Linked DNA regions of Homo sapiens: regions 1, 3, 4 and 5 are each linked to region 2. A link is a contact called in ENCODE Hi-C data. All regions are on one chromosome and are shown on one strand. The core of a region is the stretch at or near the end of the contact, and the rest is flanking DNA. Distances in the headings are between cores, read along the strand shown.

Region 1 (4,662 bases), core at 1,946-4,445, 600 kb before region 2:
GTCCAGCAGGAAGTGCTGGAGTATAGGCTTCAGGGCTGGAGCAAAGGCCAGACTGGAGCCATTCATCCGGGTAGTAGTTGGCAAGTGTTGGAATGGTTCTTGGAGAGTTGAAAGGGAGCTGGGGGTGGGCACAGCCAAGCCTATGGGGAGCATGTGCTGGTCAGCTGGCATGGGGCAGGCCCAGGTAGGACAGTGGATGGTTGGCCTGAAAGGGTGTCAAGTCCTCCATTTGTTCAGCTTTGAATCCCCACTTGGAGTATCTCCTTTTTATCCTATATTCTCCATAGCATCTCAGCACAGAGGGACCCCCAAGTGGGAGCCCCATCAGTATAAATGAATGAGTCTGGAACAGTGGCCCAGAAAGACAGGGTTAGCAGCACCTGGCAGGGAGAGAAGGAACAAGATAGGAATGGACTGAGGTTACAGCTGGCAGCTGGGGCCCCTAAGGACTCACTCAGCTTCTCCCTTCTTCCAGGTGGACATGATCTCACTAGCCAAGCAGATCATCGAAGCCACACCGGAGCGGATTAAACGAGAGGACTTCGTGGGGCTGCCCGAGGCTGGAGCCTCAATGCGGGAGCGGACAGGGGCTGTGGGGCTCAGTGAGACCATGTCCTGGCTGGCCAGCTACCTGGAGAATGTGGACCATTTCCCCAGCTCAACCCCTCCCAGGTGACTAGCTCAGGACAAAGCCTCCAGATTCTTCAAAGGAAGATGGGAGGAAGGGAGAAAGCTGGCTTTCCCACAGCCAAAGCTCCATTCTGGCTGAGGCCCCAGGGCCTTGGAGAAGCGAACTGAACTGGCTGATGAACTCTGAAGTCACTCTCCAGACTCAGTTGCTGGTGGTTTTCCTTCGTAGCCATCCATAGGTGGCAGAGGAGGGACTTCAGATGCTTCATGACACCCTCTTTCCCTACCGCCTACAGCGAACTGCCCTTTGAGCGAGGTCGCCTGGCTGTCCCTTCAGCACCCTCCTGGGCAGAGTTTCTCTCTGCATCCACCAGTGGCAAGATGGAAAGTGATTTTGCCCTGCTGACACTATCAGATCACGAGCAGCGGGAACTGTATGAGGCTGCCCGAGTCATCCAGACGGCCTTCCGAAAGTACAAGGTCAGGGGCAGGGGTCTCAGGATGAATTACACAATCTCCAGTCAGGGGAGACTGGGCTCCCAGGGCTTTTGGAGGATGAGTAGTCGTGCAGACAGGCCTTGGATGGGGTAAAGGGTCAGGGGAACCCCAGGAAAGTTGAAGGGACAAGTCAGATATGCCATTATGTGGGTCATGAGGTGGTGAGACTTCTCTCCCTTCAGGGCCGGCGGCTGAAGGAGCAGCAGGAGGTAGCAGCAGCTGTAATCCAGCGCTGTTACCGGAAGTACAAGCAGGTGAGACCCTTCTCCCTCAAAAGTGTAACCAGCAACCCACCAACCCACACCCACGCCTAACCATTCCAGAATGTTGCCAGAGCCCTAACTCCCCTTCTCTCTCCACAAGCTGACCTGGATTGCACTTAAGGTATTAGGCATGAGCTCTGAGTGTGAGGTCTGTGATGATTCAGTCTTTCCTTGAGTGTGTGGGTTACAGAGAGTCTTGCATCAGCCTAACTTGGGTGAGCCTCAGGGCTTTGGGTCTCCGTCCCTCTATTTCAGCCCCTGTCCCTCCTCCCCACCCCTGCAGTTTGCACTCTATAAGAAGATGACCCAGGCGGCCATCCTGATCCAGAGCAAGTTCCGAAGCTACTATGAACAGAAGCGATTTCAGCAGAGCCGCCGAGCGGCTGTGCTCATCCAGCAGCACTACCGCTCCTACCGCCGCAGGCCCGGCCCTCCCCACCGGACTTCGGCCACCCTGCCTGCCCGCAACAAGTAGGGCCCAGCCCCAGCCCTCTGTGCCCACCCACTGCATCCACGCCATTCCCCCTTACTCATCCTCTTGATCATCATGCCTCACTGCCATTCCCTGCCTAGGGTTCCTGGGGGGGCCGAAGGCATGCGATGCCTTCTGTGAGGTCCATCTTTTGTTTCTTTCACCAGAGGCTCCTTTCTCACCAAGAAGCAGGACCAGGCAGCCCGGAAGATCATGAGATTCCTGCGGCGCTGCCGACACAGGTACTCATCCCTTCTCCCCCTGGGCTTTTGCGTTGCCACCCGTCGTGATCCGCCAGTCTCCTCTGACTCCTATCTTTCTCTCTGCAGGATGAGGGAACTGAAGCAGAACCAGGAGCTGGAAGGGCTTCCCCAGCCGGGACTGGCCACATGACCTGGCCACCGCCTTTCTCACCACCCTGGGGGCGCCTCGTGCAGTCTTAACAGGGAGAGGGCTTTCTGGGGCAGGGGGAGCCCCTGTCGGCAGCTTTCCTGTTCACCTTTGTTGGAGCCCTCTGTAGGCCTCCTCCCTCCTCCCCACGCCTTGCTCCCACACCCCTCTCCTCGTCCCTCCTGGTCGTGCCCCGTCTCTTTTGGTCCTGGCTCCAGAAAACCCGCGCCCCACATACCTGCATCTTCCGCTGTGACCTCCGGAGCCCTGCCTGCCCCTGCTCCCCAGCTCCTCCTGCCTGCACCCGACTCGGCCCCCTCCTGACTTGCCTTATTTATTTGTTCGACGCGTCTCTGAATGTATCCGCCTCGGTTCCCACCACTGCCTTCGCTGCGCACGCCCCTCGTGTTTCAGGGCTGACCGTGTCCCCACCCGACTCCGCATGTTTGCGTCTGTTTCCTCCCTCTCTGGCCCTGTCTTACCCCATCACCCGACTCTGGCCACTGACCTCAGGGCCGAAGGGGAGGTGGTGTACATAGGAACGCGTTGCGGAGTCCGCCCCGTCCCCCGAGGGGAGGGGTCTTGTACATACTGTAACATACAGAGTATAGTGAAGAATCTATTTAAGGCGCCGCGGGGAGGGCTGCACGGCCGGGCTTGTGGTTCTCTAGCGCGGCGGGGGCCTCCTGCCGGCTCCACGGGCACTTTCTACTTGTGCATGGGCTTGGTTTATACGAATTGCCATTAAACATCGCTGCACCAGCCAGCCTCCGGCCTCTGTCTGCGGGGGCGGGGCGGGGCCTAGGCCAGCTGGAGGCCGCCATGCACCGCGGGCCTGGGATCTGCGCCCAGGCCAGGCGGGCCCAGGGTTTTCCGCCTCCGACGTGTTTCCGGCCTTAAAGGCATTCCGCCCTTCCCTTTAAGACGCACCGCCCCCTCTCAGTCACTCCCAAGATGGCGGACCTACTGGGCTCCATCCTGAGCTCCATGGAGAAGCCACCCAGCCTCGGTGACCAGGAGACTCGGCGCAAGGCCCGAGGTGAGGATCCCAAATTCACAACCGCCTTCCTTCGCCCGGTTCTCGGGACCATACTTCTCCCTCTTTGGACGATGCCGCCTCCTCAACCTTGAAAGACCCCTCACAGGCCCCTTCCGAGACCCTCAGAGTCCCTAAAAGGGCTGCTGACACGCCCGCTGTTCTTAGCGGACAGTGATTGGCTACCTGAAAGATAGCGCCAGCCTCCTGCCTCTTCTCCCGACCCTGGCCTTCCGCAGTCCTTGTTTCCCATTAGCCGGCCGTCCCGCCTGTCCGCTGCTGACCTGGTCTGATTGGTAGGGTGCCTCCAACCTGCCGCATTCCTGCCCCGCTCACCTCTAGCTCTATTTCGATTGGATTTAGGACACGCCATCTACTGTGCCTTCATCTCTATTGGCTATCTCAACTTAAAGCTCTGCCTCCTCAGGCCTGTTCGACCTTCCTTCGAAACCACCCCAGCCTGCGAATTCCCATTGGTTGCAGGGTCCTCTGTGTGTTCTTGCCCCTCCTGCTTAATTTAACCCAGTCCCTTCTGCCTCCCTCCGACAACCTTTTTCCCATCCGTAGCCTTAAATTCCCGAGCTGCCCGGGCGGATCGTAGTGTTGATTGGAGGGATGAGAATACCCGCCGGGTCCGATTGGCCACTGTCTCCGCCTGCGTTCTCGGAGTAGCTTCCCTGCGGGTGGGCTGGAGTTCGGCGGCCGGCGTAGGGCGCGGCCCTGCAGGGCGGTGGGAGCCTCCCCGGGGCTGCTCGTGTTGCAGCTTGGGATGATACTGGCGGAACGCAGGACCCCAACTCCCAAACCTGCGGACCTTGACCACGGACGAGCCCTGTCCCAGCTCCCCACGTGCCCCAGGGGGACCAGAGCAGGCAGGACGCCTTCCAAGTATTCAAGGGCCGCTGGTTGCCTACGCTTCGTCCCCTTGTTTCTTGAACAACCGTTAGGGACCAGGGGTACCCCTCAGGGAGGCCACAGTCCGGGGCTGGGGCGCTCATTGATGCAGTGATCACACGTAAGTTTAATAACCAACTTGATAAGTGCTCTGAGAGAAAAATAACTGTGAGAGCGGCCACCTGAGGTTCTCCCCCAATCTGCAGTGAGCCGAGATCAGAACAGGTAATTCCGTAAATGAGAGAGAGAAGCAAAGCGTTACAGGCAGAAGAGTCTATTTGAAATCTCTGAGAAAGGAGGAAGCATGATGGGAATGGGGAACTGGAATTCTCTAATGCTCCGATGACTGTCTAAGTGGGGGATCACCCGGCATTGACAGACTGGGAAGCTTAAATGAGTCACTCGCCTGAGGTCACATGGTTAGTTTGGTAAGTGGCAGGGTTTCAAACCCAGGTATGACTGGGCTCGAAGCCTATGTT
Region 2 (4,844 bases), core at 911-3,410:
GCATAGTGGCTCATGCCTGCAATTCCATCACTTTAGGAGGCTGAGGCGGGTGGATCACTTGAGCCCAGGAGTTCAAGACCAGCCTGGCCAACATGGTGAAACTCTGTCTCTACCGAAAATACAAAAATTCTCCAGCCATGGTGGCACAGGCCTGTAATCCCTGCCACTCAGGAGGCTGAGGCACGAGAATCACTTGAACCAGGGAGGCAGAGGTGCAGTGACCTGAGATTGTGCCACTGTACTCCAGCCTGGGCGACAGAGGGAGACTGTTTCAAAACAAAACAAAACACACTTTTTTGTAGCGATAGGGTCTTGCTCTGTCACCCAGGCTAGTCTCTAGCTCCTGGCCTCAAGTGATCCTCCTGCGTGGAGTTTCCAAAGAGCTGGGATTACAGATGAGAGCCACCACAGCCTGCAGGGCACTGGTCTTGACCCTCCCTCCCTCATCAATTCTCTGCAGCCACAGCAAAACATTCAAAATGCAAGTCTGCTATTTTTCTACTCCTAGTTAAAACTTTTCAGGGGCCTCCCACTGTTTAAGGATTAGGTTCAATTTCTAAACCTTTATCCAGCCCTGATCTTTCACCAGATTTGGAAATTATTACAAAAAATAAATCTTTTTTTTTTTTTTTTTTACAAAAAATAAATCTTAAGAAACTAGGAATAGGCCGGGCACAGTGGCCCTTGCCTATAATCCTAGCATTTTGGGAGGCTGAGGCAGGCGGATTGCCTGAGTTCAGGAGTTCGAGACCAGCCTGGGCAACATGGTAAAACCCCATCTCTACTAAAATACGAAAGAAAATTAGCCTGGCCTGGAGGCGTGCGCCTGTAGTCCCAGCTACTCAGGAGTCTGAGGCAGGAGAATTGCTTTAACTCGGGAACCTGAGAGGCAGAGGTTGCAGTGGGCCAAGATCACGCCACTGCACTCCAGCCTGGGCGACAGAACAAGGCTGTCTCAAAAAATAAATAAATAAATAAATAAAATAAAAAAGAAAGAAACTAGGAATAGAAGTAAATTTCCTTGATTTGGTAAAGTGAAATATCAAAATGGTCCCTTTGGTCTATTTGATAGGGGGCAGTGGTTCACACTTGTAATGCTAACACTTTGGGAGGCCGAGTTGGAAGGACTGCTTGAACCCAGGAGTTTGAGACCAGCCTGGGCAACACAGAGAGACCTCTGGCCCCCCCCTCCTTTTTTTTTTTTTTTGTGAGACGGAGTCTCTCTCTGTCGGCCATGCTGGAGTGCAGTGGCACCATCTCGGCTCACTGCAATCTCTGCCTCCTAGGTTCAAGCAATTCTCCTTTCTCAGCCTCCCTGGTAGCTGGGAGTACAGGCGCCTGCCACCAGGCTGGGCTAATTTTTGTATTTTTAGTAGAGACCAGGTTTCACCATGTTGGCCAGGATGGTCTCGAACTCGTGACCTCAGGTGATCTGCCCACCTCGGCCTCTCAAAGTGCTGGGATTACAAGCATGAGCCACCGCGCCCCGTCAAACCCCCCGATCTCTATAAAGCAAATAAAAAAATAGCAGGGCATGGTGGTGTGTACCTGTAATCCCAGATACTAAGGAGACTCAGATGGGAGGATCCCTTAAGCCCAGGAGTTCCAAGCTGCAGTGAGCTATGATCACTGCACTCCAGCCTGGGCGACAGAGAGAATTGCCGTCCATAAATGATAATAATAACAGGGCCGGTCTCGGTGGCTCAATAATAATAGGGCCGGACGCGGTGGCTTTTTTTGTGCACTCTTCATGTAAAGTGAGTTATCATCATATATTGCCTCTATTTTGATGTTTGGTTAAAATGGGGCACACCAGTACTAACTTCGGCTTTCTAACAATTCCTACTTCGCACACCATGTGGCAGTGTTAGATGGCTTTTGGGCGCTCGCCAAGGACTAGACATCTACCACTTCTTCTGGCCTCTTCGCTCCTATATCCACTGCTTCAATCCAGAGGCTGTATTTGACCCTCTGCGACCTCTTTGTCATGGCGTCCGCGGGGCGTCTACCAGCGGAGGCTTGGGCTGGCAGCCGGGCGTCGACCTTCCCAAAATGGCGGCGGACGGGACAACTGCGCTCAAGGGGCGGGGTTCCGCCGCCGGGGGCGGGGCGGGAGGCCGAGGGGTCGGGCTAGCGGGCGGGACGCTTCCCAAGTCGGCAGTCTCAGCGCGCCTGCGCCGAGCGGCCCTGCGCGCAGTGAGGCAGTGGCGGGGGAAGGCACCGGTGGGGCCGACGGGCGGGTTGAAGGAGGGAAGCGGGCGAGCGAAGTCCCAGTGCGCGCCGCGGCAGCCCGGGCACCCTCCCCTTCCGGGCGTGAGTCGCTGTGAAAAGAGCTGAAGCGAGCGGACTCGCACCGGCAGCGAGGCGCCGCTCCCGCCGCCTCAGCCCGGCCTTCCTCGGCTCCGGCGCTCCGGTCGCGGGGCCCGGGTTCCTCGGCACACCCCGCTCCAGCCGCCCCCAGAGCCTGTCCCCAGCCCTTCGGAAGCCCCGGCGCCAGCCCGGGCCCTCGGCAGGGAGGATGACGGAGCTGCAGTCGGCACTGCTACTGCGAAGACAGCTGGCAGGTGAGCAGGCGGGCGGCGGGGCGCCGGGCCCGGCCGCGATCGCGGACAGCCGCAGCCCAGTCCCTCTTCTCCTCCCGGGCCAGCGGCCGTACTGCCGAAGGGGCCCGGGCCTGCGAGGGTGGGGACCTCGAGGCTCCGGTCCCGGCCGGGCCCAGCCGTTCTCGCCCGGCTCTTGGAGGGCACTGGGGGCGGGGACGCGACCCAGCTCCGGCCCAGGGACTGGGCCTGGCGCCCGGGGGGTCGGAGAGGAGGAGGTCCCCTCCCCCACCGTTCTGTAGGACGTTGCGGGGGAGGGGCTGTGTGCGGGTCCCCAGGCCGGGGCCGCCAGCTTGGAGGGGCGGGTCCCGGGTTCAGGTGCTGCCGGGGCCGCCGGACCTTCGGGGCCGGCTGGAGCGTCCGGACCCAGTGCGGCTGCGAGTCCCCGGCTCGGTGTCTGAGGGCGGGCGGAAGGGACCGGCCCTGGCGGGATAGGTGAGGCGCACAAAACTTCTCCCCGGGCGGCGCTGGGTCCGCGGAGTTGGGGCCGACAACAAAAGCGCTGGCCTCGGCGGCCTCCACGCGGGCGCGAGGGTGCCGGAGACCCTGGCGGAGTGCGGATCGCCGCCTCGCCTGCCTCCGCCTGGCACGGGCTCCGGCTGCGCCGCCCGGCTGGGGGAGGGTAGGAGCGGGCCGCGGGGAGAGCCGCTCGCTGGCCGGCTCCGGGCTTTGTGCTCGCCGCGATTCCGGCTGCTGCGCAGGCCTGCAAACCCCGGAGCTGCGCCCGCAGGCTCTGGCCCGGGGCGGCGGCCGGGTCGGCCTCCCCGAGGAGCCTGCGGCCCCCCTCCCCCATTGTCCCGGCCTCCGGCCGTTTGCGGCTTCCAGGTTGACTTTTTAGGGGGTTGGCTCCTACTCTGCTAGGACTGTGTGCGCGGAGCATGCGCAGTGGAGACGTCCGTGTGCGGAGTGGAAGGGGGGAGGCGGGTTGGTGGCTTCACAATGCAGCCCCACGTGCTGCCAGATTTAAAGAGAAATGAACCAGCACTTACCCCTGCTGTACAACACCCGGCGTGTGTCATTCTCAGTTCAAGCGATCTTCCCCCTACCCACTCTAAAACCAGTAGCCTCTAGCCCTCAGCAGAAGCCAAAGACTGGAGTGATGAAATCTGTTTTTGAAATACATTTACTAAGAGTTTGAGGTGTTCGTTAAATCACCTTTATGGCTTCTTAAGGAAAAGGTTGTCAGGGGTTCTTACAGATTGTATAATTGGGTTTATTATTAGACCATGAGCAAGCAGGTTTGGACAAGTATTAAAGTTCTAGATGCTCAGGGGGAGTTAGCTTGCAGTAAATGGAGAAGTTCTAATGATACTACAGGATACTCATAAAAATTATGTGCTGGAAAAGCACTGAGGCCGGGCGCGCTGGCTCACGCCTGTAATCCCAGCACTTCGGGAGGCCGAGGCTGGCGGATCACCTTAGGACAGGAGTTCAGGGCCAGCCTGGCCAAAGTGGTGAAACCCCCGTCACTACTAAAAATACAAAAAATTATTCGGGCGTGGCGGAGGGCGCCTGTAATCCCAGCTACTCAGGAGGCTGAGGCGGGAGAATTGCTTGAACGCGGGAGGCATCGTTGCAGTGAGCTGAGATCGCGCCATTGCTTTCCAGCCTGGGCAACAGAGCGAGACTCTGTTCAAAAAAAAGAAGGGCCGGGCGCGGTGGCTCACACCTGTAATCCCAGCACTTTGGGAGGCCGAGGCGGGCGGATCACGAGGTCAGGAGATCGAGACCATCCTGGCTAACACGGGGAAACCCTTTCTCTACTAAAAATCCAAAAATTAGCCGGGCGTGGTGGCGGGCGCCTGTAGTCCCAGCTAATCGGGAGGCTGAGGCAGGAGAATGGCGTGAACCCGGGAGGCGGATGTGCAGTGAGCCGAGATGGCGCCACTGCACTCCAGCCTGGGCGACAGAGCGAGACTGTGTCTCAAAAAAAAAAAAAAAGAACTTTATTGCATTTTTTTTTTTTTTTTTGAGGCAGAGTCTCACTCTATTGCCCAGGCTGGAGTGGAGTTGCGCGATCTCGGCTCACTGCAACCTCTGCCTCCTGGGTTCAAGTGATTCTCCTGCCTCAGCCTCCCGAGTAGCTGGGATTACAGGCGCGCGGCACCAAGCTTGGCTAATTTTTTGTATTTTTAGTAGAGATGGGATTTTACCGTGCTGGCTAGGCTGGTCTTGAACTCCTGACCTGGTGATCCGCCTGCCTGGGCCTCCCAAAGTATTGGGATTACAGGCGTGAGCCACCGT
Region 3 (4,789 bases), core at 1,266-3,765, 870 kb before region 2:
CTACACATCCTTCAAGGCCCAGTTCAAATGCTACCACTCAGACCCTTTCTTCTCTCCCACTTTTGTGCTTCCACAGCACTAGCATTCATCACTTTGCATAGTAATAACTTATGTGCCTTCTGTCCTGTAGAACATGTGCCATGTGCTCTACCCATGAATGACTTGCCCAGTTCTGAGTCTCTACTTGTTGAGCACAGGGTCTGGCACAAATTGAAGGTCATTGTATTTAGCCTGCATCATATTATGGCTTCAACTTCCTCCTACACTTTGCGGGACTTTCTTGAAGGCAGATGGCAAAATCCCTGGAGCACTTTCATATTTGTCAATTGAATTCTTTCATTTTACAACAAGGAAACTGAGGCTCAGAGAAGGGAAGGATTCACAAAGAAAGTTTTGTCAAACCGGGCCTGGAATTCTGATCACCTGACACCTCAGGCTTGAACTTGCTGTGCAAAAGGCATTGTTAGAAATAGTAGGGCTACAGAGTTTACTATATCACAGCTGAACTGAGGTCCTTAAAGGTTAGCAAAATAATTTATTGAGTAATTTATTGAATGAATGAATGAAACACAAACCAAGAAGTCACAGCTTTGTTAGCCTAGGATGAGCTCTATCCACAGAAGCATTTATTCACCCCTCAGAAGAGAATTTTTTTTTTTTTTTTTTTTGAGACGGAGTGTTGCTCTGTCACCCCGGCTGGAGTGCAGTGGCTCGATCTCGGCTCACTGCAACCTCCGCCTCCCAGGTTCAAGCGATTCTTCTGCCTCAGCCTCCCAAGTAGCTGGGACTACAGGCACCTGCCACCATGCCTGGCTAATTTTTGTATTTTTAGTAGAGACGGGATTTCACCATGTTGGCCAGGCTGGTCTCAAACGCCTGACCTCATGATCCGCCTGCCTTGGCCTCCCAAAGTGCTGGGATTTCAGGCGTGAGCCACTGTGCCCGGCCTAGAAGAAAATTTTAAATTGGCTTTTAGGAAGGTTTTTTAGCAGCTAAACTTTGGATGAGCCTAAGAAGAAAGAGTTCAGGCCTTGGCCAGGTGCAGTGGCTCAACTCTGTAATCCCAGCACTTTGGGAGGCCGAGGCAGGTGGATCACTTGAGGTCAGGAGTTCGAGACCAGCCTGGCCAACATGGTGAAACCCTGTCTCTACTAAAAATACAAAGATTAGCCGGATGCGGTGGCACACACCTGTAGTCCCAGCTACTTGGGAGGCTGAGGCAGGAGAATTGCTTGAACCTGGGAGTCGGAGGTTGCAGTGTGCTGAGATTGAGCCACTGCACTCCAGCCTGGCGACAGAGTGAGACTGCATCTCAAAAAAAAAAAAAAAAAAGAAAGAAAGAAAGAAAAAGAAAAAAGAAATTAGTAAACACTGCAAATCAGGAATCTTCTGAGCCAGATGTTTTGTTTTGTTTGTTTGAGATAGAGTCTTGCTCTGTTGCCCAGGCTGGAGCGCAATGGTGTGATCTTGGCTCACTGCAACCTCCACCTCGCGGGTCCAAGCAATTCTCCCGCCTCAGCCTCCTGAGTAGCTGGGACTACCGGTTCACACCAAAATGCCCAGCTAATTTTTGTATTTTTAGTAGAGATGGGGTTTCACCATGTTGGCCAGGCTGGTCTCGAACTACTGACTTCAGGTGATCCACCCGCCTTGGCCTCCCAAAGTGCTGGGATTACAGGTGTGAGCCACCGCACCCAGCCAGAGCCCGGTGTTTGTTAAATTTACCAGACATATATCAGACATTATCAGATATTTATCAGACATATCTGGTTATCATTATTACTGAAATGGATAACAACTCATTCGCTCTGGGCAAATACAATGCACATCCGTTTGCCTATTTTTACTAATGTGACTGCTCATTTGAGTCAGAACCAGCCAATTCAACAAAATGGCTAATTGGTTTCCCCACTCCAACCCCCATGGTCAGAGGCCGTGGGCCTCGCTGGGAGTTCTGTCTCACAGTATTGCACGAGGGGACCCAACTCAGTCAAAATGCTCCACTGGCCACATTTCTCAAGGTCGCCACTCACACGCCTTTAGAAACAGGAAGCCTGTCCCTTGCCTCCTCCAAGCAGAAGATGTCTCAGCAGTTCCAAGGTGCACAGGAGCTTTCAAGAGTCACCTTCATGGTGAGATGGTGAGTTTGTCACACATGAGCTGGTTTCTTACCTGGATCTGTCTCTGCATGGGAGCTGGCGTCCTGTCGCTCTTCTTGAGACTGAGGTTGCCACATCCAGGAATGCTCACGGCAAACTCGTCTGTGGGGACACCAAACCCACCCCCACTGCCAAGTCTCCACCCTGGCCCCTGGCCCCTGCCAGGACCCCCTACCACACCATGAGGGTCCTCTGGTAGGCCTTGCGGGAGCGACACGGGGCAGTGAGAAGATTCTGGCTTCTGGACAGCCGTGGGTCATGAGCTTCCCTGGAAAAGGGATGGTTGCCTAGAGATGACGCCAGGGTCTCTGCCCCGTGGGCTGACTAGAAAGGGGAAGTGGTCAGGATGGGGCTCACTGTCTCTAGCAGTGGGTGAAGGCCTGTGAGTGAGGAATGCCTCTCACCAGCTGTGCCTGAGCTGCAGCACTCCAGCCACTGCTGTCTCCTTAGCTGCTCACATATGGATACTTTCACAGTTCAGGTAAGCATCTCAGCTTTCCAAGGGACAGTTTCCTGCTCTCTTCACAGCAGACATCTGCCAGCGCTGGCATCAGGGCGTGTCCCTGGGAGCCACCGATCAGCACTGGGCCAGGGGATTGCAGCCTGGGGCCCTGGTACGACTGCTGTGTAGGGTTGGAGAAAAACTTGCATTGAAGGATCTGCTCTACTGGTAACTGGCTGAGTGACCTGAGGCATCACTTCACCTCTCTGGGCCTTTTCCTCATGTGTATGTCAGGGGCGATGAAGAAGTCTACCTCTTGGATTGAAATGAGATAATGACCGGGAGTGAGAGGTCTCAACTGTAACGAGTTACTCTCACTTTCTGGATGCCGATGGTGTGTTTTGGGACTTGTTATGTGAGAAGACTGTCATGGTGCTATGCTGGAGGTGGGGGTGGGAGCGAGGCACTGACTGTGTCAATTTATTTATTTTTATTTTATTTTGAGATGGAGTTTCGCTCTTGTCGCCCAGGCTGGAGTGCAGTGACGTGATCTCGGCTCACTGCAACCACCGCCTCCCGGGTTCAAGCGATTCTCCTGCCTCAGCCTCCTGAGTAGCTGGGATTACAGGCACCCGCCACCACACCTGGCTAATTTCTGTATTTTTAGTAGAGACGGAGTTTCACCATGTTGGCCAGGCTGCTCTCGAACTCCTGACCTCAGGTGATCCGCCCGCCTCGGCCTCCCAAAGTGCTGGGATTACCGTAGCATGAATTTAGGCTACGTCTTGGGGCTCTTGGATGAAAGACCTGGATCACCTCCAGTCTTGGTACCTTTGTCATTGCATCTCTGGCTTTCAGTAGTTCATTAGGCACCTTCCCTTCCAGAGGCCTCGAGATCAAAGTGTGTTGGGCTGGCGTGAGTTCTCGGTGTAGCCATCTGCTTTTGCCCTCTGGAAAATTATTTTGAGAAGAGATCTGGGTTTGGCTTTGCCATATCCACTCCCACTGCCTGGTGTGTCCACTTGTCCCTGAGGTCTTGGCCATGAAGCAATGTGGAGCACAGGCTTCACTCTGCTTCAGTGGTAAATAACTACTGAGAGGCAGGCGGGGCATGGTGGCTCACGCCTCTAATCCCAGCACTTTGGGAGGCCAAGGTGGGCAGATCACAAGGTCAAGAGATCAAGACCAGCCTGGCCAACATGGTGAAACCCTGTCTCTACTACAAATACAAAAATTAGCTGGGCATGGTGGTGGGCGCCTATAGCCCCAGCTACTCGGGAAGCTGAGGCAGGAGAATCGTTTGAGCCCGGGAGGTGGAGGTTGCAGTGAGCCAAGATTATGTCACTGCACTCCAGCCTGGTGACAGAGCAAGACTCCATCTCAAAAACAAACAAACAAACTACTGAGAGGCTTAAAGCAAGGAAGGGACAGGGTCACACTGGTATTTGGCAGCCAGTGGGGAGCCCAGTGGGGGCTAGGGGCCAGCGAAAATGCAATGGTCCAGGTACAGAGATGAGGACTTGGACTACATTTGGAGGCTGATGGGCTGAAGCGGGGTGGGGATGGGGCCATGGGAGAAAGAGGAATGAGGCAAGGTTTCCGGTCTTTTCCAGAAGTGAAAGTATAGAGAAGGGAAGAAGAGAGGCTGGACTCCTTTTAATGACCCTGCCGTGCACTTCCCCATGCACACTTGGGTTTTAAGTTGCCAGTGACTATCCACATGGCCATTTCTGGTGCTGACATCAGTGAGAAGGACAAGTGGAGCGAGGCTCAGTGGCTCACGCCTGTAATCCCAGCACTTTGGGAGGCCGAGGCAGGTGGATCACTTGAGGTCAGGAGTTTGAGACCAGCCAGGCCAACATGGCAAAACCCCATCTCTACTAAAAATACACAAAAATTAGCCGGGTATGGTGGTGCGTGTCGGTAATCCCAGCTACTCAGGAGGCTGACACAGGAGAATAGCTTGAACCAGGAAGTAGAGGTTGCAGTGAGCTGAGATTGCACCAGTGGAGTCTAGCCTGGGTGACAGAGCAAGACGCCATCTCAAAAAAAAAAAAAGAAGAAGAACGAGTGGGAACAAGGCCTCACTTAGCATGAACAGCAACAGTCGGGGAATTAGAGGTGAACTGGGGCAAGAACTGCTCATGCCAACCGGCCTAAATGTTCTCTACAGCCTCTCAGACCCTCG
Region 4 (4,865 bases), core at 2,366-4,865, 810 kb after region 2:
AGCCTCCCGAGTAGCTGGGACTACAGGCACCCGCCACCACGCCTGGCTAATTTTTTGTATTTTTAGTAGAGACGGGGTTTCACTGTGTTAGCCAGGATGGTCTCGATCTCCTGACCTCGCGGTCCGCCCGCCTCGGCCTCCCAACGTGCTGAGATTACAGGCGTGAGCCACCGCGCCCGGCCAACACTGACCCTTTTTTTTTTTTTTTTTTTCTGAGACGGAGTTTTGCTCTGTCGCCCAGGCTGAAGTGCAGTGGTGCAATCACGGCTCACTGCAGCCTCGACCTCCTGGGCTCAAAGATCCTCCCACCTCAGCCTCCTGAGTAGCTGCGACTATAGGTGAGAGCCACCACGCCTGGCTCATTTTTGTATTTTTTGTAGGGATGGGGTTTCGTCATGTTGCCCAGGCCAGGTCTTGAGCTCCTGGCCTCAAGCAATCCACCTGCCTTGGCCTCCTCAAATACTGGGATTACAGATGTGAGCCACCGTGCCTGGCCAGCCACTGATCTTTTACTGCCTTTTCCAGCATGTCATGTAGTTGGCATCATCAATACAATACATAGCCTTTTCAGATTGATTTATTGTACTTAGTATTATGCATTAGAGTTTCCTCCAGGTCTTTTCGTGGCATGAGAGCTCATTTCTTTTATTGGAGGATAACATTCCATTCTCTTGGATGTAGCACTCTTTTTTTTTTTTTTTTTTTTTTTTTTTTTTGAGACGGAGTCTTGCTCTGTCGCCCAGCCTGGAGTGCAGCGGTACAACCTCGGCTCACTGCAAGCTCCGCCTCCCAGGTTCACGCCATTCTCCTGCCTCAGCCTCCCGAGTAGCTGGGACTACAGGCACCCACCACCATGCCCAGCAAATTTTTTTGTATTTTTTGTAGAGATGGGGTTTCGTCATGTTGCCCAGGCCAGGTCTTGAACTGCTGGCCTCAAGCAATCCACCTGCCTTCGCCTCCCAAAGTGCTGGGATTACAGGCGTGAGCCACCACGCCTGGCCGGATGTACCACTCTTTATCCATTCACCTACTGAAGGACATTTTGGTTGCTTCCAAGTTTTGGCAATTATAAGTAAAGTTGCTATAAATATCTATGGGCAATTTTTGTGTGGGCATAAGTTTTCAGCTTCTTTGAATAAACACCAAAGAGTGTGATTGCTGGATTGAATGGTAAGAGTATGTTTAGTTTTGTAAGAAACCACCAAAGTGTCTTTCAAAGTGGCTGCACCGTTTTACATTCCCACCAGTGATGGCCGAGAGTTCCTGTTGCTCCATGTCCTCACCAGCATTTGCTGGTGCTGTCAACATTTTGGATTTGGGCCATTCTAAAGAGTATGAAGTGGTCATTTTATCTTTTATCTTTTTTTCTGTTTCTCTCTGTGTGTGTGTGTGTGTTTAATTTAAACTTAATAGCATTGACCAATGTGTTGTATGCATTTACACTATAGCATGTTATATTTTTGTTCTGATCATATTCCTTTTCACTTTTCCATTCTTTTTCTTTTTTCTTTCTTTCTTTTTTTTTTTTTTTTTTGGAAACGGAGTCTCGCTCTGTTGCCCAGGCTGTACAGTGGTGCAGTCTCGGCTCACTGCAACCTCTGCCTCCTAGGTTCAAGCAATTCTCCTGCCTCAGCCTCCCGAATAGCTGGGACTACAGTGTGCAGCACCTCACCCCGCTAATTTTGTATTTTTAGTAGAGACGGGGTTTCACCATGTTGTGGCCTCTTCCCTCCTTCCAAGTCCAGGCAGATGCTCCCTCTTTCCCGAACTCATCCCCTACACCCCATCACAGGGACTTCCTCCCGCCTTGGGGGTCTCAGCCCATTTTGTCCTGATGACCCACATGGTGGGTCATGGTTCCTGCCTGAGCCTGTGTCCCCTGTGGCCCACGAGGGTGGACACGGCCTTCTCCAGTTCTGAATCCCTCGTTGTCCACCTGCGCCCTTGCCACGGCCTCTCCCGTGGGCTCTCACCATGTGCTGGGTTAAATGGGGTTGAATATAGACCATCTAAGGGGCTGAAGCTGCTGCTTCTGTGTGTTTGGGGTGGGATTAGGATGGGCTCGGGCTTCCTAAGTAGTGACTGTGACTCCACTGGGTGACCTGGCTCCTGCTGCCTCTCATAGCAGAGCGGGGGTCCCCTTCTTCCTTGCTGGGCACAGGGCACACCTCTGGGTGGGAGACAGGGGCCTTTTTCACCAGCTCCCACCTGCCCTCTGAGAAAAGTTATGAACACGAGCAAAATGGAAGCACTGACATTTGGCAGCAGCTTCCTCCCCAGGCGTCTGAGCCGCCAGAGGCAAACAGGGAGGGCGCGGGGCTGGGTCGGGAGAGGGTGAGTAAGCTAGTGGCCGGAGGCCGTGCTCAACCCCAGATCGGGCTTTTCCGGTCGAGTTTCAGGCACAGTCATGAGATTTCAGATTGTGAGTGGGAACTTCAGGACCCCCTGACTTCAACGGCAGAAGCGGTCTCCTGCTTCACCCACACCCTCAAGTCTGGTCTGCCCCTTACCGGCCATAGGTCCTGCTCTCCCGTGGCCTAGAAGCCTCACCTGCCTCCTGCCTCCTCCCCAGGCCAGGCAGGTTGTGATGATGAGGGATTGAGAGGCTCACAGCTGGGGATTTCCCTGCCCATCAGGCGCCAGCTGCGGCCGCGTCAGCAGAGACTTCCTGCTCTGTCCCAGCTGTGTCTTGTCCACATCTCGCCCCGGGGAGCAGGTGTGCAGTTCCTGAGTGACGCGAGACACACACGGCCATCCTGACTCACTCCACCCACTTCACAGCTGCAGCCTGGGCCAGGAGAGAGGGCACCGATTCCTTCTATGACGCCCTGGCCTTGGAGAAGGGCAACCTGGGCAGTTGCTGGGAGAATACATTGAGATGACAAAAGCAATCATAGCTAAGAGCTGACATTGTTTATTGAGTTCTTGCCGTGCCCTGGGCCTTGTTCTGGCCCTTTCTACTTGTACTTGTTGAAGCCCCACGATAACCTTGCAAAGTGGGTTTATGAAGCACGTTTCACAGATGAGGAGACTGAGGCTCGGAGAAATGACCTGCTAAGGTCATTCAGCCAGGAAGGGGTGAGGCTGACACTAAGGGCCATGATGCGTGACTGCTGGTGGACAGCATTAAATGGGGACTTCCGTCCCCGAGAGACCTGATCCCAGGAACCGACTTTTGAGAACAAGTGCCGAGTCTTGGGGCTGGCCACCCTGAGGTCAACCAGGCTAGGCCTGGGCTGCGGTCTTCCCTCCCAGGGGACAGAGCAGAGCGCTTGACTCTTCACTAGGCCCTCCCACCTCTGTGATCTCTTTGGCTCTTCACGGCTCCCTTGGAAAGTAGATGTTATCATTCCCATTTCCTAGTTGGAAAAATAGGCCTGAGATGGGCAGTCCCTGCCCAGCATGGAATGCCAGAGAGGGAGGAGTTGGACCCACAACTTCGATCTTGGCACCTGCGGCCTCCCCTGCCTTTTCTCCGGTGGGGATGAGGCTGCTGTGTGGGTGTGGGGGTGACTCACACGGGCCACGTGGGTGGGCGGGTGCTGCAGCTGTGGCTGGTGGGCGTGGCCTGCCTGGCGCCGAGGGCAGGTGGCTCAGCCAGTTCTGCCTCTGACGCCTCATTCCAGCCATCCCTCTGCCTGCAATGAGAGCTTCCCGCCGCCTCAGCCACAGTCCCACCCGGGGGCCTTGGGCCCCAGACATGCGGTGATCTCAGGGCAAGGGTTGCCACGACCACCCAGAACCTCACCAGGTGAGTCTTCTGTGCACAAGGCAGCTGGTGATCTCCAAGGCCCCTGGGGAGCCCAGAGCGTGGCCCTCAGAGGTCCTCTGGGCCATGTCTGCCCTTGGCCAATAGGCCTTGGGAGGAGGGTTGGAAGGAGCTTGGGCCCCAGCCAGGGGCCCACTCTTGGCTGTAGGGAGGCACTCTTGGCTGCACTCTTGGCTGTAGGGATGTGTGAGAATATAGGTCCTTACAGACTCAGGAACATTCCCCTGAGGTTTGGGAATCCTGGGGAGGGACATCTCAATCTCACCACTGCTGGGGGCAGAGGAGAGGCTCCTGCCTCCCGAGGCTGACCCAGGGAGGTGGCTTTCTGGGGCAGGATTGTGATGGGAGTTCAGGATGGGAGGAGGTGGCCCCACCGTGGGAGACAGACGGGGCCCAGGCATCTCACAGGTGCTGAGTCAGCAGCTGTGGCTCCGCGGCCTGGTCTGTCGCCCGGGAAAGGCCATTTCAATCAGTGTCAGGGATTGGGAGAGAGAGGGAGGGCCAGGGCAACAAGAGAGTCCAGCAGGTGAGAACGTGGGGTTTACGGGGTGACTCAGGGAGCTAATGATAGCTGCTGCGGCCCTAGTCCAGAGTTCCCTGAGCCTCTCCTGCCCCAGAGGCCCAGGGCAGGCCACATTCTCGGGCCCAGAGAAGAGAGAGAGCAACCAGCTCTCAGGGCCACAGAGTCCTTGGGGACCATTCAGCCCACTTCTCAGAAAGGAAACCAGAGGCCCTGGGAGGGGCAAGAGACGTGCCCTTCTTCTGTCTCCTTCACGCTCGGTGCATCCCAGCCTTTTAGTCCACCAAAGGCCACGTGGGGATGGGGAAAGCCATAGAGGCTGCCCATCCTCATCAGGCCGTGACTGGACACGGGAGGGCCGGGTGCCCAGGAGTCCCTCTCTGTGGGCTACTCCACCTGCCTGGCCTCAAGGTTGCCTACGCTCCAGGGCCAAAGCTCTCCCTCGCCGATGCCTCCTCCATCCTGAGCCTGCTCCCTTTGAGTTGGAGGGCGGGGGACTCTCTCCAGCCTGATGACACCTGGCTCCGGAAACTTCCTCCAGGAAGCTTTCCTATTGGGGTAGGATCACCAGTGGCC
Region 5 (4,798 bases), core at 243-2,742, 600 kb after region 2:
GAAGAAGCAGGCTTGACAGGAAAGACCACAGGTTCTGTTTGTTTCCTATCGACGCTGTAACAAGTTACCACAAATGTAGTGGCTTACAACAACACAGGTTTATTATTATTATTATTATTATTATTATTATTATTATTATTATTATTATTATTATTTTGCACTCTTTCACCCAGGCTGGAGTGCAGTGGTGAGATCTCAGCTCACTGCAACTTCCACCTCCCAGGTTCAAGTGATTCTCCTGCCTCAGCCTCCCGAGTAGCTGGGATTACAGGCTTTCACCACTATGCCCAGCTAATGTTTGTATTTTTAGTAGAGACGGGGTTTCACCCTGTTGGCCAGGCTGGTCTTGAACTCTTGACCTCAGGTGATCCGCCTGCCTCGGCCTCCCAAAGTGCTGGGATGACAGGTGTGAGACACTGAGCCCAGCTGCAAGTTTATTATCTTGTAGTTTTGGAGGTCAGAAGTCTGAAAAGCTATCAGCAGGGCTGGGTCCCTTCTAGAAGCTCTGGGGGAGAATCTGTTTTCTTGCCTTTTTAGGCTTCTAGAAGCTGCTTGCATTCCTTGGCTGACGGGCTCCTCCTCCTCCTTAGGCCTGCAGCATAGCAAGCTTCACAACTTTCTCCGACTCTGATTCTCCTGCCTCCCTCCTAGAAGGACTTTTGTGATTACACTGGGGCTTTACAGCCCAGCCAGGACAGCCCTGGGGGCTTCTGGGATGGGAGAGGCCTCCTTGGGAGGCTCCCAGCATTCCCTGCAGTCTCGCCACTTCTCCCCTCTGCCTGCCTCAACGTCCCCCTGAGTCCCTGCGGCTCGCCCATGCCACCGTTTTCGGGGCCTCCCTCATAGAAGGACCCTTGTGATTTCACTGAGCCCACCTAGATAATCCAGGATAACCCCCCCATCTCATGATCCTTAATTTATTAACTCACATCTACGAAGTCCCTTTTGCCATAAAAGGCAACATATTCACAGGTTCTGGGGATTAGGACGTGGCCTTCTTTGGGGGGCCATTATTCTGCCTACGATAGCAGATGGAGAGGTGGGAATTTCAGCCGTTATAGGTGTATTGAAGCCATGGGCTTGGAAGGGATCACTAGGGAGAGTGTGCCGGCAAGGAAGACAGTGACCCAGCCCCCAGATCCTGGTGGCAGATAGAGGTCAGACCGCGAAGGCACCAGCGAAGCCTTGAGGAATGAGGAGAGAGTAGGCAGAAATCTAGAAAAAAGTGTTCGAAGGAGATGGTTACTCATGTTTGGGGCTTCTGAGAGGTTGAGGAAGATGAGGACAGAGAGCGGTCCGTTGGATGTGGCATTGTGGGGGCCCCTGGTGACCTTCACAGGAACTGACTCAGAGGGTGGGAAGTCAGCTTGGGGTGGGTTCAGTTGTGGGTGGGCGGATGGACGCACAGGTGCAGACTTTCTTATTATTCTGTAAGCCATGCCGATACGTGAATATATTTCATAATGTATTAAAATGTAGAGTGATAGGAGTTGAGGAAGTGGAGACGGTATCTCATTTCTGCCCCACCTTCCTGTGCTCTTTAGTCTGTCCCAACCCACTGTAGCCACATCATGACCTTTTTTTTTTTTTTTTTTTTTTGAGACAGAGTCTCGCTCTGTCACCCAGGCTGGAGTTCAGTGGCGTGATCTCGGCTCACTGCAACCTCTGCCTCCTGGGTTCACACCATTCTCCTGCCTCAGGCTCCCGAGTAGCTGGGACTACAGGCACCCGCCACCACGCCCGGCTAATTTTTTGTATTTTTAGTAGAGACGGGGTTTCACCATGTTAGCCAGGATGGTCTCGATCTCCTGACCTCGTGATCTGCCTGCCTCGGCCTCCCAAAGTGCTGGGATTACAGGCGTGAGCCACCGCGCCCGGCCTCATCATGAGCTTTTGAAAGCACAGCTAATCATGTGCTTCCCCTTTATAAAGTCCTCCATGACTTCTACTGCCCTCTGCAGAAAGACCTTGGACTTGGTTCACTGTTAACCACCAAGCCCCTCGTCCCCTCCCCACCATCCCCTATGACAACCCCCGGAGCTCACTGTCTGTCTCAGGACAGCCCAGTTCTCCTGGGTAACGTGGATGGTGAGAATGTTGAGGCTGTCCCTGGAATCTGCCGTCTCCCTGGACTGGGCCTGGGTGGGGGCAAGAAGTTTGCAGTCAGGAGGCGCAGCTCTTGAGGCTGCCTTAATCAGGCTGAGGCAGCCACCCCCAAACCTCCAGTTCTTTTATTTATTTATTTATTTATGAGACGAAGTCACACTCTGTCCCCCAGGCTGGAGTGCAGTGGCGTGATCTCCGCTCACTGCAACCTCTGCCTCCCAGGTTCAAGCAATTCTCCTGCCTCAGCCTCCTGAGTAGCTGGGACTACAGGCACACGCCACCATGCCCGGCTAATTTTTGTATTTTTAGTAGACACGGGGTTTCACCATATTGATCAGGCTGGTCTCAAAGTCCTGACCCCAGATGATCCACCTGCCTCAGCCTCCCAAAGTGCTGGGATTACAGGCGTGAGCCGCCGCGCCCGGCCTCCAAACCTCCAGTTCTGACTGACCCACAGGATAGGGGCACCAGCGTACTCTTCTCAGGAACTAAGGCCAGGCAGGGCAGGCCCCCTGGGTGGCCCACGAGGAAGCCAGCACTGCCCCCAACAGAACCAACCCCAACGCTGGTGGTTTTCTGGCCTCCCCATCCCTGTCCCCATAAGAGAGCAGAGTTTTTATTAACCATCAGTATCACCCCTTCTTTGTCAGGGTGGGCAGCAGGCAGAGAGGGGTTGCATTTAACCATTTCCTGCCTGGTGCTGTGTAGAAGCAGAGGTTGGGCAAATGTCTTCCCCATAATCCAGAGTCTGGGCTAGGAATCTGCCGGCCAGACAGGGAGCTTGTGAGTGCAGGCAACTGGAATGGGAAGGGTGCTGGGCAGGCAGGGAGAAGACGAGGAACATCAGCCAGCTCAGCTTTGCAACCTCCCCTCCCACTCAGGCTCCTGGTCACCAGCCCCAGAACCAAGAGGACACCAGGGCCCCTCCATCGATGTTCCCTTGTCCAGGATGAAATCCTTTGCCATCCTGTAGGTAAGTCAGCCCCAACTCCAGGGAATGCTCCCCAGGACCCCCTTTCTAGCAAAATCCCCCTCATCTAAACTCAAACCATTCCAACCCCAGCCCTGCCTCATCCAGCCCGTTCACCCCTAGACTCCAGCATAACCCACAGCAAGATTCCATCCCAATGCCCAGTCCCACCCCAACCCAATCCTAATCCCCAGCCACCTTTCCTGACACAGTCCTAGCAACAGAAATGATACCTACAGCGTATTGCGTGCCCACCCTGTGCCCGGCAGTCCTCTGAGTCATTCTGTTTTCATCCTCAAAACCGCGCCATTTATAAGAGAGGAAGCTACAGTTCAGAGAATGTAGGTCTTTTGGTTGCCAGTATGACAAAGTTCACACTTTTAGTGTTGGTGGCTGATTCGAAACTCTAGCCCTTCCTGATGCAAGTCATCACACCTCAGTGCAATTCACCCCCTACATATTCAGTCTAACTGTGGCCACCCTAGTAACTAGCATGGGGCCTGACATATATTAGGTACTCAATAAATGCCATTTGAATGAATGAATGAATGAATGAATGAATGAACCTGATTCACTCATTAAACTCTATCCATCCTACCCAGTCAAACTCAGGTCACAGATTTACTGACAACCTCTTGGCTATATATATATAAATAAATAGAATCCTTGTCTTGTCTGAGGCTGGGCGCCGTGGCTCACGCCTGTAATCTTAGCACACTGGGAGGCCAAGGCGGGTAGATCATTTGAGGTCCAGAGTTCGAGACCAGCCTGGCCAATATGATGAAACCCCATCTCTACCAAAAATACAAAAATCAGCCAGGCGTGGTGGTGCATGCCTACAATCCCAGCTATTTGGGAGGCTGAGGCAGAAGAATCGCTTGAACCCAGGAGGTGGAGGTTACAGTGAGCTGACATTGCACCACTGGACTCCAGCCTGGGCAACAGAGCAAGACTGTTTAAAAAAAAAAAATCCTGCCAGGCACGGTGGCTCATGCCTGTAATCCCAACACTTTGGGAGGCTGAGGTGGGCCGATCATGGGTCAGGAGATCGAGACCATCCTAGCTAACACGGTGAAATCCCGTCTCTACTAAAAATACAAAAAGAAATTAGCCAGGTGTGGTGACGGGCACACGTAGTCCCAGCTACTCAGGAGGCTGAGGCAGGAGAATGGCGTGAACCTGGGAGGCGGAGCTTGCAGTGAGCCGAGATTGCGCCACTGCACTCCAGCCTGGGCGACAGAGCAAGACTCTGTCTCAAAAAAAAAAAAAAAAAAAAAAAAAATCCTTGTCTGAGAGGCACTGAGTTGAACAGACTCAATCTCAGTCCAGCAGGGTTGACTGAGTGATTCCATGACTGAAAAATAAGACAGTATCCTGAGGCTGACAGTGGGGAGGACGAGGAAGGAGCTACCATTTCTGCCCCTGAGGCTGGGGGCAGTAAGATTCCCCAGGATGGGTCTGTGAGGCTGGGGGGTTCCTTGGTCCACACAGCCAGTCCCACGGTATCTTGCACATTCCTTGGCACTTACATACCCACCAGGCAGTGCTTCTCCACCCACCTGCCCGACCAAACCCACTGAGGAAAAGCAGCAGGCATCCGCTGTTGCTGGACGCCCATCACCACGCTCACAAGGCTGGGCACAGAGCAGACGTCAATGGGCACGTGTTGAAAGGGTCAGCAAATGAGCCCCGGGGATGGGCACTCGGCCCTGAACGTGTCCA

The links. A loop is a pair of places that touch in the nucleus more often than their neighbours do. Pooled maps may share reads with other maps.
Region 1: a map of CD4-positive, alpha-beta T cell shows a loop between it and region 2 (3-fold over the local background). The contact joins the promoter of SPAG7 here to the promoter of UBE2G1 in region 2. A Hi-C loop is called at or near these places in 3 of 168 maps with a recorded cell type or tissue (CD4-positive, alpha-beta T cell and naive thymus-derived CD4-positive, alpha-beta T cell), 1 of 37 single-sample maps with no recorded cell type and 10 of 50 pooled maps.
Region 3: a loop to region 2 is called in a pooled map, with 3 times the contacts of the local background. The contact joins the promoter of SCIMP here to the promoter of UBE2G1 in region 2. A Hi-C loop is called at or near these places in 10 of 37 single-sample maps with no recorded cell type and 5 of 50 pooled maps.
Region 4: a loop to region 2 is called in a pooled map, with 9 times the contacts of the local background. The contact joins the promoter of TRPV3 here to the promoter of UBE2G1 in region 2. A Hi-C loop is called at or near these places in 3 of 37 single-sample maps with no recorded cell type and 4 of 50 pooled maps.
Region 5: a loop to region 2 is called in a map of CD8-positive, alpha-beta T cell, with 9 times the contacts of the local background. The contact joins the enhancer-like site here to the promoter of UBE2G1 in region 2. A Hi-C loop is called at or near these places in 1 of 168 maps with a recorded cell type or tissue (CD8-positive, alpha-beta T cell), 2 of 37 single-sample maps with no recorded cell type and 5 of 50 pooled maps.

What each region holds. Positions count from the first base shown.
Region 1 is chr17:4,966,350-4,971,011 of GRCh38, reverse strand. It overlaps SPAG7 (sperm associated antigen 7), which reads left to right and starts at 3,195. Exons shown (of 7, transcript NM_004890.3): 1 at 3,195-3,292. The coding sequence starts at 3,208. CAMTA2 (calmodulin binding transcription activator 2) reads left to right here. Exons shown (of 23, transcript NM_015099.4): 17 at 476-672; 18 at 927-1,110; 19 at 1,311-1,382; 20 at 1,492-1,512; 21 at 1,675-1,862; 22 at 2,031-2,105; 23 at 2,193-3,015. The coding sequence ends at 2,256. It overlaps LOC124900387 (a long non-coding RNA gene), which reads left to right and starts at 3,299. Exons shown (of 2, transcript XR_007065587.1): 1 at 3,299-4,611. MIR6864 (microRNA 6864) reads left to right here and starts at 1,241; the gene lies at 1,241-1,310. It also overlaps MIR6865. RefSeq lists enhancers at 1,441-2,117, 951-2,150, 2,118-2,795, 2,796-3,472, 3,060-3,559 and 1 more and a silencer at 2,970-3,049.
Region 2 is chr17:4,363,991-4,368,834 of GRCh38, reverse strand. It overlaps UBE2G1 (ubiquitin conjugating enzyme E2 G1), which reads left to right and starts at 2,160. Exons shown (of 6, transcript NM_003342.5): 1 at 2,160-2,564. The coding sequence starts at 2,519. It also overlaps the pseudogene RN7SL774P. RefSeq lists enhancers at 2,027-2,321, 2,141-2,827 and silencers at 1,990-2,689, 2,740-3,519.
Region 3 is chr17:5,232,586-5,237,374 of GRCh38, reverse strand. SCIMP (SLP adaptor and CSK interacting membrane protein) reads left to right here and starts at 2,515. Exons shown (of 5, transcript NM_207103.3): 1 at 2,515-2,640. The coding sequence starts at 2,620. It overlaps ZNF594-DT (ZNF594 divergent transcript), which reads right to left. Exons shown (of 6, transcript NR_152840.1): 6 at 1,372-2,261. RefSeq lists enhancers at 1-128, 2,074-2,273.
Region 4 is chr17:3,556,562-3,561,426 of GRCh38, reverse strand. It overlaps TRPV3 (transient receptor potential cation channel subfamily V member 3), which reads left to right and starts at 3,615. Exons shown (of 18, transcript NM_145068.4): 1 at 3,615-3,751. RefSeq lists enhancers at 1,784-2,598, 2,507-2,736, 2,767-2,816, 2,897-2,956, 2,599-3,415 and 2 more and a silencer at 4,597-4,656.
Region 5 is chr17:3,762,150-3,766,947 of GRCh38, reverse strand. ITGAE (integrin subunit alpha E) reads left to right here. Exons shown (of 31, transcript NM_002208.5): 3 at 2,988-3,079. Among named protein-coding and RNA genes, the nearest start is that of ITGAE, 37 kb to the left of the region's middle. RefSeq lists an enhancer at 3,170-3,269. Within about 2 kb of position 1,492, at least 6 of the 41 ENCODE cell types and tissues checked have a DNase peak (open chromatin) inside an H3K27ac peak, as active enhancers do; they include CD8-positive, alpha-beta T cell, where a contact is called at or near this core.